2 separate regions of the Homo sapiens genome follow, and region 1 is linked to region 2. A link is a contact called in ENCODE Hi-C data. All regions are on one chromosome and are shown on one strand. Each heading gives the region's core, a stretch centred on a gene start or an enhancer-like site at or near the end of the contact. The rest is flanking DNA. Distances are from core to core; before and after follow the strand shown. Region 1 holds the start of ZSCAN16 (zinc finger and SCAN domain containing 16). Region 2 holds the start of ZNF184 (zinc finger protein 184).

The links. Hi-C counts contacts between places; a loop is a spot of excess contacts on that map. Pooled maps may share reads with other maps.
Region 1: a pooled map shows a loop between it and region 2 (2.8-fold over the local background). The contact joins the promoter of ZSCAN16 here to the promoter of ZNF184 in region 2. A Hi-C loop is called at or near these places in 3 of 168 maps with a recorded cell type or tissue (B cell, CD14-positive monocyte and gastrocnemius medialis), 1 of 37 single-sample maps with no recorded cell type and 23 of 50 pooled maps.

What each region holds. Positions count from the first base shown.
Region 1 is chr6:28,123,287-28,128,505 of GRCh38, reverse strand. It overlaps ZSCAN16 (zinc finger and SCAN domain containing 16), which reads right to left and starts at 3,897. Exons shown (of 4, transcript NM_025231.3): 1 at 3,829-3,897; 2 at 2,676-3,093; 3 at 1,585-1,723. The coding sequence starts at 3,062. All of the region lies in intron 1 of ZSCAN16-AS1 (ZSCAN16 antisense RNA 1), which reads left to right. RefSeq lists an enhancer at 3,752-4,253.
Region 2 is chr6:27,470,113-27,475,339 of GRCh38, reverse strand. ZNF184 (zinc finger protein 184) reads left to right here and starts at 2,235. Exons shown (of 6, transcript NM_001318891.2): 1 at 2,235-2,611; 2 at 2,907-3,052. The coding sequence starts at 3,046. LOC105375001 (a long non-coding RNA gene) reads right to left here and starts at 2,216. Exons shown (of 2, transcript XR_926664.4): 1 at 2,031-2,216; 2 at 1-246. RefSeq lists enhancers at 2,224-2,383, 2,444-2,543, 2,564-2,653, 2,984-3,113.

The DNA.
Region 1 (5,219 bases), core at 2,648-5,147, 650 kb before region 2:
ATATTTTTGCAGGTGCACCTCAGGGATAGCTATCCTCTTTGTAGTTCACGGTGTATCTCTAGTATGGTAATTATTACACTATTGTAAGTGCTCACTCTCCTGCTTCTTGAAGAGAAGTAATGTAAGTGTCTAACCTTTGGATTCCTTACATTTAGTATAGTGTCTGGCATATAGCTGCTATTTAGTAAATACTCAGTGAAAGATGAATGAATCAAAAGACAGGTTGAGCCAGGCACAGTGGCTCATGCTTATAATCCTAGCACTTTGGGAAGCTAAGGTGGAAAGATCACTTGAGCCCAGGAGTTTGAGACAAGCCTGGGAAACATAGTGAGACCTCTCCTCTAAAAAAAATAAAATAAAATAAAAATAAAAAAGAACAGATAGGAGGTTCTTAACGTCACTTCTAAAGCCAAACAGTAACCAGCACTCCACTCCTAGAGTTAAAGCACTGAAAGGCTTCTTTACATTACATATAATTAAATGTCATCCTTTCCAGATAGCAGCTAGGAACATCTTAGCTCAAAATAATTTTTCAGATTAGACAAATCATCTGGTAGGGATCCTACAGGATGGGATATTGGTAAAACTTAAGTAGTAAGAATACAAAATAGGCTAGAGTATAAGGAACTACCCGGAGAGGCATTATTAGACATGGGAGCCTCTAGAGAAAGGGTGGTGAGCACTGAAAAAGGTAGGGTTTGGATAAACTGGAATTTAAAATTCACCAGCTTTTTAATGTAGCCTGGGGATACACTAGACACCCTAGTTTGTAATTAGGGAGCTGGGATGGGGGATAAAACCCAATTAATTTGACATGCAGATAAAAACAAGAAACTTTGCTGTATTGACTGATCATTGTCTCTCTTCCCTACTTCTTTCATCATGGGAATGTGTTATAGATTGACTTGTCTTCCTCCACAAATTCATACATTGAAGCCCTAACCCCTTTCAAACATTACTGTATATGACGATAGGGCTTTAATGAAGTAATTAAGGTTGAATAAGGTCATAAGGGTAGGACCCTAATCCAATAGTACTAGTGTCCTTACAAGAGGAAGAGACACCAGGAGTGTGTGTGTACAGAGAAAGGCCATGTGAAGACACAGCAAGAGGTCTGCAAGCCAAGGAGAGTAGCCTTACTAGTAACTAACCCTGTAAGCATATTCATCTTGGACTTCCAGCCTCCAGAACTGTGAGAAAATAAATTTCTGTTAAGCCACCCATAAGTCCATGGTATTCTGTATGACAGGCCTCGCTGACTAATACAGAGTGCCATAAGTTCTCCTGTCTCAAAATGGAAATTTAGGGGGATTTGGAACAAGAATCATTAGATAACAACAGAATTATAAGGATATTAAATAAACTCCATCCTCATCCCTTGGGCCAAATAGCAGCTTTTTTGTCTAGTGAGAAACTAAAATATAACTCCATCATGGAGCAAGGGTAAGAGGAGGATAAAATTGTCCATAGTGAGGTGGAGGACAAGCAGGAAATCTTTAAAAGGAGAAGATGAAAGTGAGAAAGTTTTCCTCTAACCTAAGGAAGTACCTCTACCCTCATACACTCAGAACTGTTCCTGCTTACCATTCCTTTGTGGTTTCCCAGCTTCCTGCTCCAGCTGGGTCTTTTTGGGATGGAGCTGGACAGTCAGTGATTCATATGGCCTTCCCAAGGGGGCCAACTTGTCCATGAGTATGTCCCGTCTTTCTGAATTGCCTGGGACCTAGGGAAAATGAGGTGTGTAAGGTGAATTTTATGGAAACTTAAGTAACTTCAGATAAAACAATCAAATGAAACATCTTCCAGGGACATAGAAAGGGGGGACAAATTCTCATTTCATTGTAAATGGCAATAATGGCTAGGAGAAGGAACAGAGGCTAATCTCTACAATTCAGGACACTAGAGAGTAAAATTCAACGTCTCTTCTTTCATTGATCTGCAGAAGTCCAGGATCAGAGCACTGGGATTTGGAAGGTAGCTTAAAAATCATCTAGCCCAACTTCCAGCAAATGGGAGCATTTCTTCTATAACCATGCTATCCGATATGGTAGTCACTAGCAAAATGTGGTTACTGAGTACTTAAAATATGGCTAGTACAAATGAGATAAGCTAAATGTAAGATACATACCAAATTTTGAAAATTTAAAGCACAGATATCTAAAATACCTCATTAAAAATATTGATTACATGATTAAATATTGTGGGCTAAATAAAATATATATTTCACCTTTTTTTTTAATGTGGCTACTAGAAAATTTAAATACATATACAGCTTGCATTATATTTCTGTTGGACAGTCCTATTCTGCAATATCCTTGACATCTACTTGAATCTCCGCTTGAATACCTATATGGAAAGGGAGTTTCTTATGGGGTAGCCTATTTTATTTATGGGTATCTATGAATGGCAGAAAATTATTTCTTTTCCTCTGATACCTGATTGCCTTTTGGTAACTTCCCACTGATCCTAGCCTTCCAAACAGGCATAGAATCAGTCTAGTGACTCTCCTCTCTTTACCCAGCCACACTTTAATTATTTGACATAGGTAGTCAGGTCCCTTCCTATGCCTTGTTCTTTAGAGGATAAATATTTTCAGATGTTCTTTCATATGCCTTTTGCTTTGGCTCCATCCATATCCCCTGATCACTCACAGCCAGATGACTGCCCCTTCACACCTGCTTTCCAGGTTCATCAAGCTCTCTCTCCAGATCCTCCAGTACCGTCACTGCCTCCTCTCCAGTCTCTGGATGGTGTGCACGCACCCATGCTTGCAGGTCTTTAGGAAGAATGCTCAGGAACTGTTCTAGCACCAGCAGGTCTAAAATCTGCTCCTTGGTGTGGCATTCTGGCCTCAGCCACTGACGGCAGAGCTCCCACAGCTGGGTAAGAGCTTCACGGGGTCCAGGTGCATCCTGATAGCAGAGCTTCCTGAAGTGTTGTCTATAGAGTTCCCTCCTGTGAGGACTGCACTTTTGTGAGCTGGAATCCTGTCCCCAGTAATGGTCCTCTGCCTTAATTATCAGAAGTCCTTTTTGGTCCTCAGGTTCCAGGGCTGTGGTCATTCTGGGCTTTGCCAGGAGATTTATCCTCTATCTGGGATTGAGTCAAAGAGAATCTCTTAGAATCCTGCCTCAGAGACACTCCTAAGGCATAAAAAGTTGTTACCATAGAGAAATTACAAAAATTTCTGTGAACATAAACACATCATAATGAAGCCAAGCCACCAGAAGTCAATCAGAGAAAACAGTCTTATAGGAAGCTGAAACAAAACAAAACAAAACAAAACAAAAAACAGTGACGCAGGGATATGATTTGAATCTGTGCTCTATTGTGTAACTTAGAGGAAGTTATTTATCTGGACTAGAACTACAGATCCTCAGGTACAATTCTCATGTGTGTTACAGGGTTGATATACAGATTACATGAGAACGTATGCAACGTCCCTGGCATGGCAGCGGGCACTAGTAAGCACTAAATAAACGCCAAGTATTATTAACGGCTTTGTTAAAAGGCTCTTCATTCTGTTACCATGAGATGCACGGGCCAGCTTGTGCCCCCAGGATTCACTGGTTATAGGATATGTGTGCCAACCCTGGAAGGGGATCAGACAGATGCCTCTGCAGAGGAACCCGCAACCAGTGTCCCCCTTCCACCCATCCTCTCCCGGAAGGCTGGGCCAAATCCTCTCCTGTAGATCTGTTGGGGGGCGGAGGGAGGGACAGGAGTGTTACACTCTGCCCGCGACAGGGAGGTGTGGGGAGGGTGTTGCTGCTGACCACAGCTGCGTCTTGTCCCCTTTTCTCCACCTGGGAGCCGGGAGACACTCACCTTACGCGCAGGGAGGAACAGGTGCAACAGCTAGCGTCCTTTGGACAGCCCCGAACAAAGACTAGACTCAAAGACACCAATCGGCGCCCGGCCGCTTCAGCCGGGCACTTCCGGGCCGCTCTAGGAAGCTTCGCCTCTGTGGCAGCTTGAGTGCTTGCCTCCTCGGCCCTAGCCAGTGGAGGACCCGGCTTTTACGCCTCGTATTGATGGGATTGCGGGATCTGCGAGCAAGTCTTATTTGTACTTCTTTAAAACGTTTTTCGGTTTAATTATTGAGTAATATGGATAAGTAATGCATTCACATACATTTATTAAAAAGAGTAAATGTCCCCCAGCGTCTAGTTTGACAATATTTTTCGTGACTTGTATATCCTTCCGTAGATATATTACACCGTTATAGATTGTCCGCGCTTTTTCCCCTCTGCACAAATAGTAGCACTTCTGTACCTTTCTTATTTTTCTTTTTACCAGGTGGTCTTGGTAAAGGCTGTACATAAGTGTTTCCTTGATCTTGCTCTTTTTTAAACAACTGCACGGTATTCAACTGTGTATTATGTTCTATAATTTGTTAATAAGTACCCCATTGGTGGTCATGAGGTTGTTTCCAATTCTTCTTTTTCAAACATTGCTGCAATAACTTACTGTGAACTCACATCATTTTTCATGTGTAAGGATATATCCATAGTCTGTATGTCTAGAAAGGGAATTACTACAGCATAGAATAGGGAAATTTGTACTTTTGTTAATGCCAAATCACCAATCATAGGATCTACTAGCAGTATTCTTATTTACCTATACTTGTCAACACAGTGTTATAAAATATTTTGATCTTTGCCAAATTGATGGGTGAAAAATGCTCTTAGTTTTTTACTCCCTCTTCTCCTTTCTTACACAAATATTGATTTATCTACTATGCCAGGCACTATTGTGGAAGCTGGAACTAATTTTGAGCAAAACAATGCCCTTCCTTTCATGGAATTTATAATCTTGTGTGTGTGTGTATGTGTGTGTGTGTGTGTGTGTGTGCTGGGGAGGCAGGCAATAAACCAAAAAATATACATAGTGTATAGAGAGTGGATATCAGTTCTAAGGAGAAAATAAAGGAAATAGGGAATTTGGGGTGAGAATGAAGTGATGCAATTTAAATAGGATATTCATGGAGGACCTGACTAGGAAATTGACATTTGAGCAAAGATTGAGGGAGCTGAGGGAATGGGCCATCAGGGATAAAGATGTTTCAGGGAGAGGGATAACAAATGCAAAAGCCTGGAGTGGAGTGTGTTTTAAGTATTTTGGGCAAAGGAAGGGTGCTTGTTTTTCTGGAGCTGAGTGAGCAAAAGAGCGTTGGGTGGAGAGATAGTGAGAGCCTTGGGTGAGTGCAAGGGTATTTT
Region 2 (5,227 bases), core at 986-3,485:
AATCTTTGCTGTTTCCATAGATTAGCCTTTTCAGGAATGTTATGTAGATGGAATTATACAGTATATAGCCTTTTCCAGATTGACTTCTTTCACTCACCAATACGCACTTAATATTCTTCTGTTCTTCCTTTTTGGTAGCTTGATAGCTCATTTCTTTTCCTTACTGAATGTTCCATTGTCTGAATGTACCATAGTTTATGTATTCATTCATGTACTGAAGGACATCTGGCTGCTTCCAAGTTTTGCCTATCATGAACAAAGCTGCTATAAACATTCTTGGGCACGTTTTGTGTGGACATACATTTTCAACTCCTTTGCATAAATACCAAGGAACACAATTACTAGATCATATGGTAAGAGTATGTTTAGTTTTGTAAGAAATTGTCAAACTGTCCTCCAACGTAACTCTAATATTTTGCATTCCCACCAGCAATGAATGAAAGTTCCTGTGCTCCACATCCTTGTCAGCATTTGGTATTGTCAGGGTTCTGGATTTTGGCCATTTTGACAGGTGTATAGTGGCATCCCATTGTTTTAATTTGCATTTCACTGAGGACATATGTGGAGCATCTTTTCATATGCTTATTTTCCATCTGCATATCTTCTTTGGTGACATCTGTTAGGGTCTTTGGCCTATTTTTTTAATCGGTTTGTCTCCTTATTGTTGAGTTTTAAGAGTTCTTATATATTTTGGATATCAGTTCTTTATCAGATATGTACTTTGCAAGTATTTTCTCCCAGTCTGTGACTTGTCTTTTCATTCTCTTGAACATTTTTTTTTAAACCAATGTTCTCTTCATGGCAATATATGCATTCTCTAAGATGACCGAAGCTTTCTCTATCATGTTCCCTTGACTGTAATTGTTTTTCATACACTCTGTTAGGATTTCCAGGTTTAATGTTTGTCAGCCAACAGTCTGAGAGACTTGACCTTGGCCCCTTATCCAAATGCTGGGGATGCACGCCAGCATAATAAAATGCAAGTGCCATGTCTTAAATATAAAAACCTACCGATTTGTTGGATTCTTTTTTTCTGCCAAGGACACAGTGACAGACTGGCCATGGGCTACACTTGCAGCTATGTGCTCGCTGACACAGGCATATAAAATGCTTTACTAAGTGGCAAAACATGGGAATATTATCTCCGGGTTTCCTTAAGCATTAGAAAAACATGTTGGGGCCGGGCGCAGTGGCTCACGCCTGCAATCCCAGCACTTTGGGAGGCCGAGGCGGGCGGATCACTTGAGGTCAGGAGTTCGAGACCAGCCTGGCCAACATGGTGACCCCCTCGTCTCTACTAAAAATACAAAAATTAGCCGGGGATGGTGGTGCATGCCTGTAATCCCAGCTACTCGGGAGGCTGAGGCAGGAGAATCGCTTGAACCCGGGAGGTGGAGGTTGCAGCGAGCCGAGATCGCGCCATTGCACTCCAGCCTGAGCAACAGAGCTAGATTCCGTCTCAAAAAAAAAAAAAAAAAAAAAAAAGTTGGTCGCCACTCATTTGAGAGTCGTGAAAACAATTTTAATGGGTAACTACCAGTATTTTCAAAACGACAAAAGAGTAGAACAGAAAATAGAAGGTAGAACATGTAATAAAGGTAACGATTGTTTGCGTTTTAAAACTGTGTGTAGACGTGTATTTCTTTTTTTTCTTTTCTTTCTTTCTTTTTTTTTTTTTTGTTGTTTTGTTTTTTTGAGACGGAGTCTCGCTCTGCCGCCCAGGCTGGAGTGCAGTGGCGCGATCTCGGCTGACTGCAACCTCTTCCTCCCGGGTTCAAGCGATTCTTCTGCCTCTGCCTCCTGAGTAGCTACAGGCGCGCGCCACCACGCCCGGCTAATTTTTGTATTTTTAGTAGAGACGGGGTGTCACCATATTGGCCAGGCTGAGTCTCGAACTCCTGACCTAGTGATCCACCCACCTCGGCCTCCCAAAGTGCTCAGATTACAGACGTGAGCCACTGCGCTCGGTCAGTAGACGTGCATTTCTTATAATCAGTTCAGTCAGACAAGTTTACAATGCACACGCATACCTGAAACAGGAGCAAAAGACTGGCGGCGAAAATGTGCGGCCCATCGCAGGGCGAAAGTACACGTTAGCTAAAGCCTCTGGGAAATGAAGTTCAGGAACACCTTCGCGGAGTGTTCTGGGAACGCTGGTCCAGTGTGCCCGCCCGGCGCCGGCGTGCGGGGCGGGGCTCGCTCGTAACGACCGGAAGTGACCGTTGAAGCCGGTTGTAGGCGTGGAAAGAGGTTGGCGCGCTGGAAGTCCAGTTGCTTCGGCTCCCTGCGTTAGGTCTGGTGGCGGTCAATGCGCTTCCGGACCCGGGATCAGAGTGTGTGGATCGCTATAGGGGGAGGGGAGCTCAGGTATCACCATGGCAACAGCCAGCCCTCCGGACTCGTGACGTCACCCTTCTGATTTCGCGCTTAGAGGCCTCTGCAGGAGAAAGCTGGGGAGTCCTCGAAGGGGGCGCACCTCGCCTCCTTCTGTGCGGGGCGGTCCCGCCCTGATCCCTTGGAGGGCTTTGTTCTTTTGTTCTGGCCTAAGGGGAAGTCGGGTGCCGGGCCCCGCCCTGTTTGTCCACCTTCCAGCTTTAACGCTCTGCAACAGGTGTGTCTTCGTGTTATCCGAGCTCGCAGGGGTGTGAGTCACAAGTGTGCACAGAGGGAACACACCAGGTCTGTGGATGCCCCGGCCAGATTCTAGGGTGGGCACCAAGGGTTTTTTGGATCTGAAGCAGAACCCGCGTACCCGATCTCCACTCTGTTTTGTTCATCGGAGTGCCACACACCTCTCTAGTGCTCTCTTGGGGCACTTCTCTTGTGTAGCACCTCTTGGTCACTTTGCAAGACTCTGATGTGTGATTGTGTGACGTATGCTGCTGACGCCATCCTGTGTCTTTTAGGGTAGACAACCTCAGCGTGTTGCAGATTCCCTGCAAGGGGAGTTAGACATCTGAGTCCTAGACCGAGATACCAGCTGAAGGAACGCTGCCTGGCGAACCCTGGTGTTCAAGTTCCAGAGGAACGGGATGAGCTCCTGAGATGGAAGGTAGTGGGGTCGACTTGGGGGAGAGCGGGGTGATGGAGGCTTGAGAACAGTCATGACTGGAGTATCAAATACTTGAGATCAGAGCAGGAGATTTGGAAGGAAGGAACGGTATGCTTAGGGATTAGCAAAGAAACCGAATTACATTGTAGGGAGAGATTCTGTTTTATAGAGAGATACTTGGGAGAGGAGTTTATTTTTTTCTTTCGTTCCATTGGGGAATGAAAAGACATAATCATTCAGAATATCTGTGATCCCCACATGACTTCTGAATATTAAATATTAAAATTATAATCTTGAAGTCAGAAGACATCTTGGCAATTATCCCTTCAATGAAAGAGTCAGTTTTGAAATCTCCTTGGCAGACGGCTGTCTGTCAACCCTATGCCCGAACTAGTGTGGCATTAAACTCGCCATTTTGGGTGCAGACTATTCCCTTGTTGGCTTTCTTTTTTAGTTTCTTATATTAAACAGATGTACTTGTCCCTGTAACTTTTGTGTTGATCTTAGTTCTTAGTCCTCCAAAGAAAAGGAAACTGTCTGTTCTTTCTTTCACACTGCTGCCCTTAAGATATGTGAATTCAGCTGTTACAACTCCTCCTCATAAATTCTTTTCTAAGCAATATAGCCTCACTTCTTTTGATTGGTCTATGTGATGTATCTAGACCTTTCTCTGAAAACTCTCCTGCTTGTCAGCATTTTTCTTAAAATGCAGTGCCTAATGGTAAACATAGCTCTTTGGATGTGCTTTGAAAAGTACCTGAGAGGATAATGTACTACTTCCTTTGACTCGGATTATACTTCCGCTGTTTGGCATTAGATCACATTTGCTTTAAAAACTATCAGTGATGTACTGTAAACTTTAGATCTTTTTTACATAAACTGCAGTGATCTAGATTTACACCATTTTTGTGTAATGGAATTATTATTATCCTTAATGTCATGACTTACATTTATGACTGTTCAATTTTTTGGTCACATGTTTTAGGCTTTCAGAATGATTATGAATCCTAATTTAGTTATTCAGTGCCTTAACTGTCCTTTCTAACTTAATGCCACTAGCGGATTTGATGAATATTCCTTCTATTTCTTCCTACCTGTCATTGAACAGATCAGGGTAAGGATAGAGGCTTATGACATGTCCCTATGGAGTTCTCTCTGCATTGGTGTTGTCTTTACATTCTTTAGGTATGGCTGTGCAATCAAGTTTGGTTTGACCTAACTATTATCATGCAGTCCTTTTTTTGCCTTTGTTAAAGATAATATCATTAGAAGTCTTAACATTATTCATATTAGTCATGTGAATAATGTAGGTTTGGTCCATACTTTTCTTCAATTTTTTGTACTTCAAGTCTTTTTTACAGTGGATTTTTTTATATATATATTCTAAGTTTCTCAGAATTAAATCAGCCAAAGTAGTTTCATTAAAAGCCTTTGTATTTTCTTTATTTTGTGGATTTCTCACAATTTTATCATTAGGATTAACTTTACTGAGCCTCTGTTCCTTGTAATCATAACTTTTGTAGCACATACTGAGCATTTACTATGTGCCAAGCACACAGTTGGTTTCTGTAACTGTTGCTGTTTTTGGTTCTGTTGGTTGCTGTTATTTGGAATAAAAAGCATCTTACCTGAGACATTTCTCTTGATTCTGTTTTCCTAAAGTCTTAGGTACCTGTCTGTGCATTTAGAACATTTTCTTTCACTGTTAAGAGCTTCCAAGATAATATCTTCATTTTTTTCTTAAGACTTCTGTTACAAAACAGTTTTTCTTTACTGGTCAAGATCAAGTTGAGCATAATAGTTCCCTTTATTGCTTCCTCTACTTTCTGAGGCATGACACCATTAATATAAATTAAGAATTTCTTGATTAATACATTTTTTACAAAATGAAACTTACATACTTAGCCAAACAGTTGAAACTGCTTTTCTCCATATTATTCATCACCCCCACCTGCCTAAGCTGTCTATGGCACACTGTTGCCAGCATGGTGCTACTTTTGTTTTTTTTTTTCTTTCTTTCTTTCGATTTATCTACAATTTCTATCAGGTTTCACACTCAGGATTATTGCATCACATACAATAATCCATCTCTTAGTCTGTCTGTTTATATCAGATCATTTTGCGTAAATTTTACCCAGCTCTCTTTTAAACAAGGCTTGGTCATAAAACCCACAC